2 separate regions of the Homo sapiens genome follow, and region 1 is linked to region 2. A link is an interaction called in ENCODE POLR2A ChIA-PET data of the cell type or tissue named here. Cell type or tissue: Panc1. All regions are shown on one strand.

The links. ChIA-PET counts read pairs that join two places held together with the same protein. Peaks named below come from ENCODE experiments on the same cell type or tissue, not always from the same donor. Only the 100,000 strongest peaks of a DNase experiment are listed, where the experiment ranks them.
Region 1: POLR2A ChIA-PET joins it to region 2 with 9 read pairs; 2 of 35 experiments call an interaction of 5 or more read pairs at or near these places.

Annotation. Positions count from the first base shown.
Region 1 is chr5:81,269,438-81,271,937 of GRCh38, forward strand. All of the region lies in intron 1 of CKMT2-AS1 (CKMT2 antisense RNA 1), which reads right to left. Among named protein-coding and RNA genes, the nearest start is that of CKMT2-AS1, 31 kb to the right of the region's middle. RefSeq lists enhancers at 1-215, 292-844, 845-1,395. In Panc1, no CTCF peak of the experiment used is centred here; no DNase peak of the experiment used is centred here; H3K27ac peaks cover 1,039 bases.
Region 2 is chr5:80,001,734-80,004,233 of GRCh38, forward strand. It overlaps a transcript of THBS4 not described here. Among named protein-coding and RNA genes, the nearest start is that of MTX3, 12 kb to the left of the region's middle. In Panc1, no CTCF peak of the experiment used is centred here; no DNase peak of the experiment used is centred here; H3K27me3 peaks cover 677 bases.

The DNA.
Region 1 (2,500 bases), 1.3 Mb after region 2:
TCCTCCGGCCTTGGCCTCCCAAAGTGCTGGGATAACAGGCATGAGCCACTGTGCCCAGCCCAAAAAGAAGTTATTTTGAGGTCAAAAAATTTGCATGAAATTCAGGCTCAACCACTAACCAGCTACATGACCAAAGGTAAATTATTTAACTCAATAGTCTTGGTTTCATTTGTAAAATGGAGAGAATTCCTGCCTTATGAAGTTTTTATGATGATTAAATAAGGCAGTGACTTTTTTTTTTTTCCTTTTACTGTAACCTATGGGAAGAAATATATTTTACATTAGAACCCAGTACACAAACAGGCAGGCTGCAGGCTCTGGGAGACAGCCAGAAAACTGTGAGTGCCCAAGGTGTGAAAGTGTGAAAGGGGGATCATTTGCCCCCAAACACACATCTTCATTGGGGAACCTGAAGGTCCAGATCACAGAAGAATTTGACCTTGCCTGGGAGCTGAGACAAATTTAGAGAGCTGAGCCAAATACAGGGGTAGGGGAAGCAACAGGAAGAGCCCTGTGAGTAACTTTCCATCCCCAGGGAAGCCATTTCTGACTCTGTCTCTCAGGTATCCTTGGGGAGGGCTGCCAGTGAAATTGGGGAAAGACCACAAGGAGAAGGAAATTTCCAGCTGAACTTTGTAACAATTTTGACCAAACACAAAGTCTCCTGGATAGAACCTGGGGAGGGGACAAACAGGCAGTGCAGATACAAGCACAGAAGCTGTGGCAGGCAGGGAGGCATGAAATCTGAAAGCCTTGCTTGCTTCCTCAGTCGGGAGGCATGGAGCCTGCGGCAAGTTCTCAGCCCTACTCACCCGCTGCCTGGAAATAAACAGCGCAGCTGGGGATGGGGCAACCGGGCCTCTTGGGTTGCATGGGAGCTGGTAACGCCTGTAACTGCCAGCTTTCCCCCACTTCCCCGGTAACATGCACGACAAAGCAAAGGCAGCCATAATCCTCCTGGAAACATAACTTCATTGGCCTGAGAACCACACCCCCGTACCCCACAGCAGCTGCAGCAACCCCCACCCAAGGAAAGTCTGAGCTCAGACACACCTAACCCTGCCCCCACCTGATGGTCTTTCTCTATCTGCCCTGGTAGCCAAACACAAAGGACATAATCTCTTGGGAGCTCTATGGCCCCGCCCACTGCCTGGTTCTCCCTATACTACTGCAGCTGATGCTCTCTTGAAAGTGCCACCTCCTGGCTAGAGGCCAATCAACACAAAACTAGCACACTAAACAAAAATACAACCAAGGACCCTCACAGAGTCCATTTCACCCCCTGCTACCTCCACCAGAGCAGGTGCTGGTATCCATGGCTGAGAGATCTGAAGACAGATCACATCACAGGACTCTTTGCAGACACTCCCCAGTACCAGGCTAGAGCCTATTAGCTCTGCTGGGTGGCTAGATCCAGAAGAGAAATAACAGTCACTGCAGTTTGCCTCTCAGGAAGCCACATCCCTAAGGGAAGAGGGAGAGCACCACATCAAGGGAGCACCCTGTGGGACAAAAGAATCTGAATAGCAGCCTTCAGCCCCAAATCTTCCCTCTGACATAGTCTACACAAATGAGAAGGAACCAGAAAAACAATCCTGGTAATATGATAAAACAAGGTTCTTAATACTCCCAAAAGATCACACTAGCTCACCAGCAATGAATCCAAACCAAAAAGAAATCTCTGAATTGCCAGAAAAATAATTCAGAAGGTCGATTATTAAGCTACTCAAGGAGACACCAGAGAAAGGTGAATACCAACTTAAAGAAATTTTTAAAATGTTACAGGATATGGATGAGAAAATCTCCAGAGAAGTACCATAAATAAAAAACAATCACAACTCCTGGAAATGAAGGATGCACTTAGAGAAATACAAAATACAATGGAAAGTCTCAGCAATAGAATCAAACAAATAGAAGAAAGAACTTCAGAGCTCAAAGACAAGGCTTTTGAATTAACCCAATCCAACACAGACAAACAAAAGAGAATTTTAAAAAATGAACAAAGCCTCCAAGAAGTTTGGGATTATGTTAAACAACCAAACCTAAGAATACTTGGTATTCCTGAGGAAGAAGATAAATCTAAAAGTTTAGAAAACATATTTGAGGAAATAATCAAGGAAAAACTTCCCCTGCCTTGCTAGAGATCTAGACACCCAAATACAAGAAGCTCAAAGAACACCTGGGAAATTCATTTTAGAAAGATCATTGCCTAGGCACAGAGTCATCAGGTTACCTAAGTCAAGACGAAGGAAGAAATCTTAAGAGCTGTGAGGCAAAAGCATCAGGTAACCTATAAGGGAAAACCTATCAGAGTAGCAGCAAGGGATTGGGGTCCTATCTTTAGCCTCCTTAAACAAAACAATTATCAGCCAAGAATTTTGTATAAGCTTCCTAAATGAAAGACAGTCTTTTTCAAACAAACAAATGCTGAGATAATTTGCCACTACCAACCCAGCACTACAAGAACTGTTAAAAGGAGCTCTAAATCTTGAAGCAAATC
Region 2 (2,500 bases):
AAGTGAGCGGTAGATAATGATGAGAAATAAGACTGCAGGCACAGTCAGAGGCCTATTTACCCACACAAAGGAATTTGGAGTTGGAGGCACCAAGGGTAAATATCTTGTTTCAAAAAGTGATTACATGAGGATTTTTGCCCAGTTCTGTTTGTCTCCAAAGCCATGATTTTTACATTAAACCATATTTACTTCATAGACATTCTTCAAATTAACCATTTACCAAAGATGTAAATAAGTTATAAGAAGAAAAACAATACTAATTTGGAAGATAATAAAAGCATTATTTGGAAAAAGCCAGTGTAGTATCTCTATTTTCAATTTGAACTTTGAGTCCAATGATTAGACATTTTCTAGTCCCATATTTTATACCATACCATGCAGTCTGCTTTTGTTAACTATCATTAATAGTGAAATGACAAACTGACCAGCATCTAATACTGGGGTTACACTGGTGGGTACCCTACAACAGGCGTTTTGTTCTTTGGTATCTAACCACTACCTTCAGTAGCTGCCTGACAAAGATGTGAATCTGAGGCCACACTACCTCAAGGGCACCTCTACCAAGACACATCTGCTGGGCCTAATGAAAACAGAGGTTTCTCCTAGCCCTAGCATTGGAGACTGACATACCCTCAATGGATGTCAGGGGAGACCCAGTCACTAAGGATGACTCTCCTGCCCCTAACCCATTAGCATGTCCCAAAAAGAAACAGGAGACCAAAGACCTTTGCCTTGTATAACAGTCATGCTGCCTCGGAAAAGCTGGGAAGTCCCCTCCCAGTGACCCCCATGCTCTATCCTAATGTGAACGATGTTCATGCTTTTTCATCAAATCTTTTAAATAGAAAGGGTGCAGAGAAAGTCAACTGTAATCACTTGGTGCAGAGTGCAGGGAGAGAGAGCATTTCATATTCAAGAAGAAATTGTCCAAGCAGTAAATGGCATTGTGGTGAGTCCTGTAATTGGAGATAGTAGAGAAACACTGGACAGCTGAGGAAACTCCAGAAGGGAGAAAAAAAAAAAAAAAAAGGAAAACCTAAGAACAAAATAAAAGAGTCTAAAATTTACACAGAATCAGAAAAAGACTTCTGAACAAAATAGCATTGATGGTGCTGGGAAACTTAATTAGTGCATACCCCTTACAGCAGGAGGTGGGTAGAGGAACTGTTATGTTAACGAAAGATCATTTGAAAAAAAAAAAAACAAAAACATGTTGTCTTTCTCTTTAAAATTTTAACTAAATTCCCTGATTCTTAACAGAACAGGGAATATACATTTTTCACTAAGGAACAAGTGTGTTTTCTTAAAATTCCATATTATGATCTGTTACAGGTGAGTGGGTGGCAAGTAGAATATTGTGGTTAACTCCTGGGATGGAGAAAGGGTAGGGGAATCGATATTATTAAGAGAGGGATATAGGAGAGGCTTCAGTAATTTGCAGTTTGAATACTGCAAACTTAAGTAGTAGGAACTAATGTTTCTGGAGTTATTCCTTATACCTTTATAAATGCCTAAATACTACAAACATTTCATAAACTTTTAAAAGTGAATTGGAGATTCGGGCAATATTTAGGGAAATGAGAGGGCGCAAGAAAGAGATCAGAGGGGCAGAGGATGAGAAGAAGAGGAGAAGTAAGTAGGGAGAGAGAGAAAAAGGGAAGGAATGGTTTTGAACCTAGTGAGCTTTTGGAAGGGTTAGGTTAGAGGTCACATCATGCTGTTTTCCTTATCAATTCTTACCCTGATTGAGTAGCTCTCTACCTGTTTCTCACCAAATGGTTCAAGCAGCTGCCATGGTATTCTCATCTCTACTTCCCAGCCACAAAACAGCTCCAGCCAACATAAAGCAGTTCTTCCAGTAGAAAAAAGAAAAAAAGAGCACCTGCAATTCCCTCAAGAAGAAAAGAACAAAAACAATGAGTATATATGTATGAATGAACCTAAAGCAGCTCTAAACTACTCCCCTTTGGGGACAGAAGCAGATGCCTTCGCCAAATTCAAAATGAAATCCCATATCTCTGAAGACCCCCTTCTTATGTTACTGTATAATTTACATGCAAGTTGTCTGCATAGTTAATCGTCCTCTATAGCATCTGGTATTTATCATCAAAAGCCGCTTGTTGAGAGGTTCTGGAGAAGCTCTTCATGTATCCCGGGTTTTAAACATTTTTCTACAAGTCTGTTTCTTTAAAATTAAAAGTGTAGCTGAGCACAGCGAGGATCTGGTAGTAAGTAGTAGGGAGGGTCATTCATACTTGGGATGTTGCTAATGTGACCTGCATGATTCAGGGCCAGAGAGGTGAATGAAGATAAAGGGAACTAAGCGTTACAGCCAAAAGGGTTCTGAAAATCTCCTAGTCAGATTCCTCAGTTTCCACATTTGACAGTAGCTTTCGCAGGGAACCCCATCCACCATGACTGAGCTGAAACTAGAAGCCAGGTTTTTCAGGTGTCATTCAGGGTTGATTTAGGGTTTTGGTTTTCTCCTGCAAAATGGAGA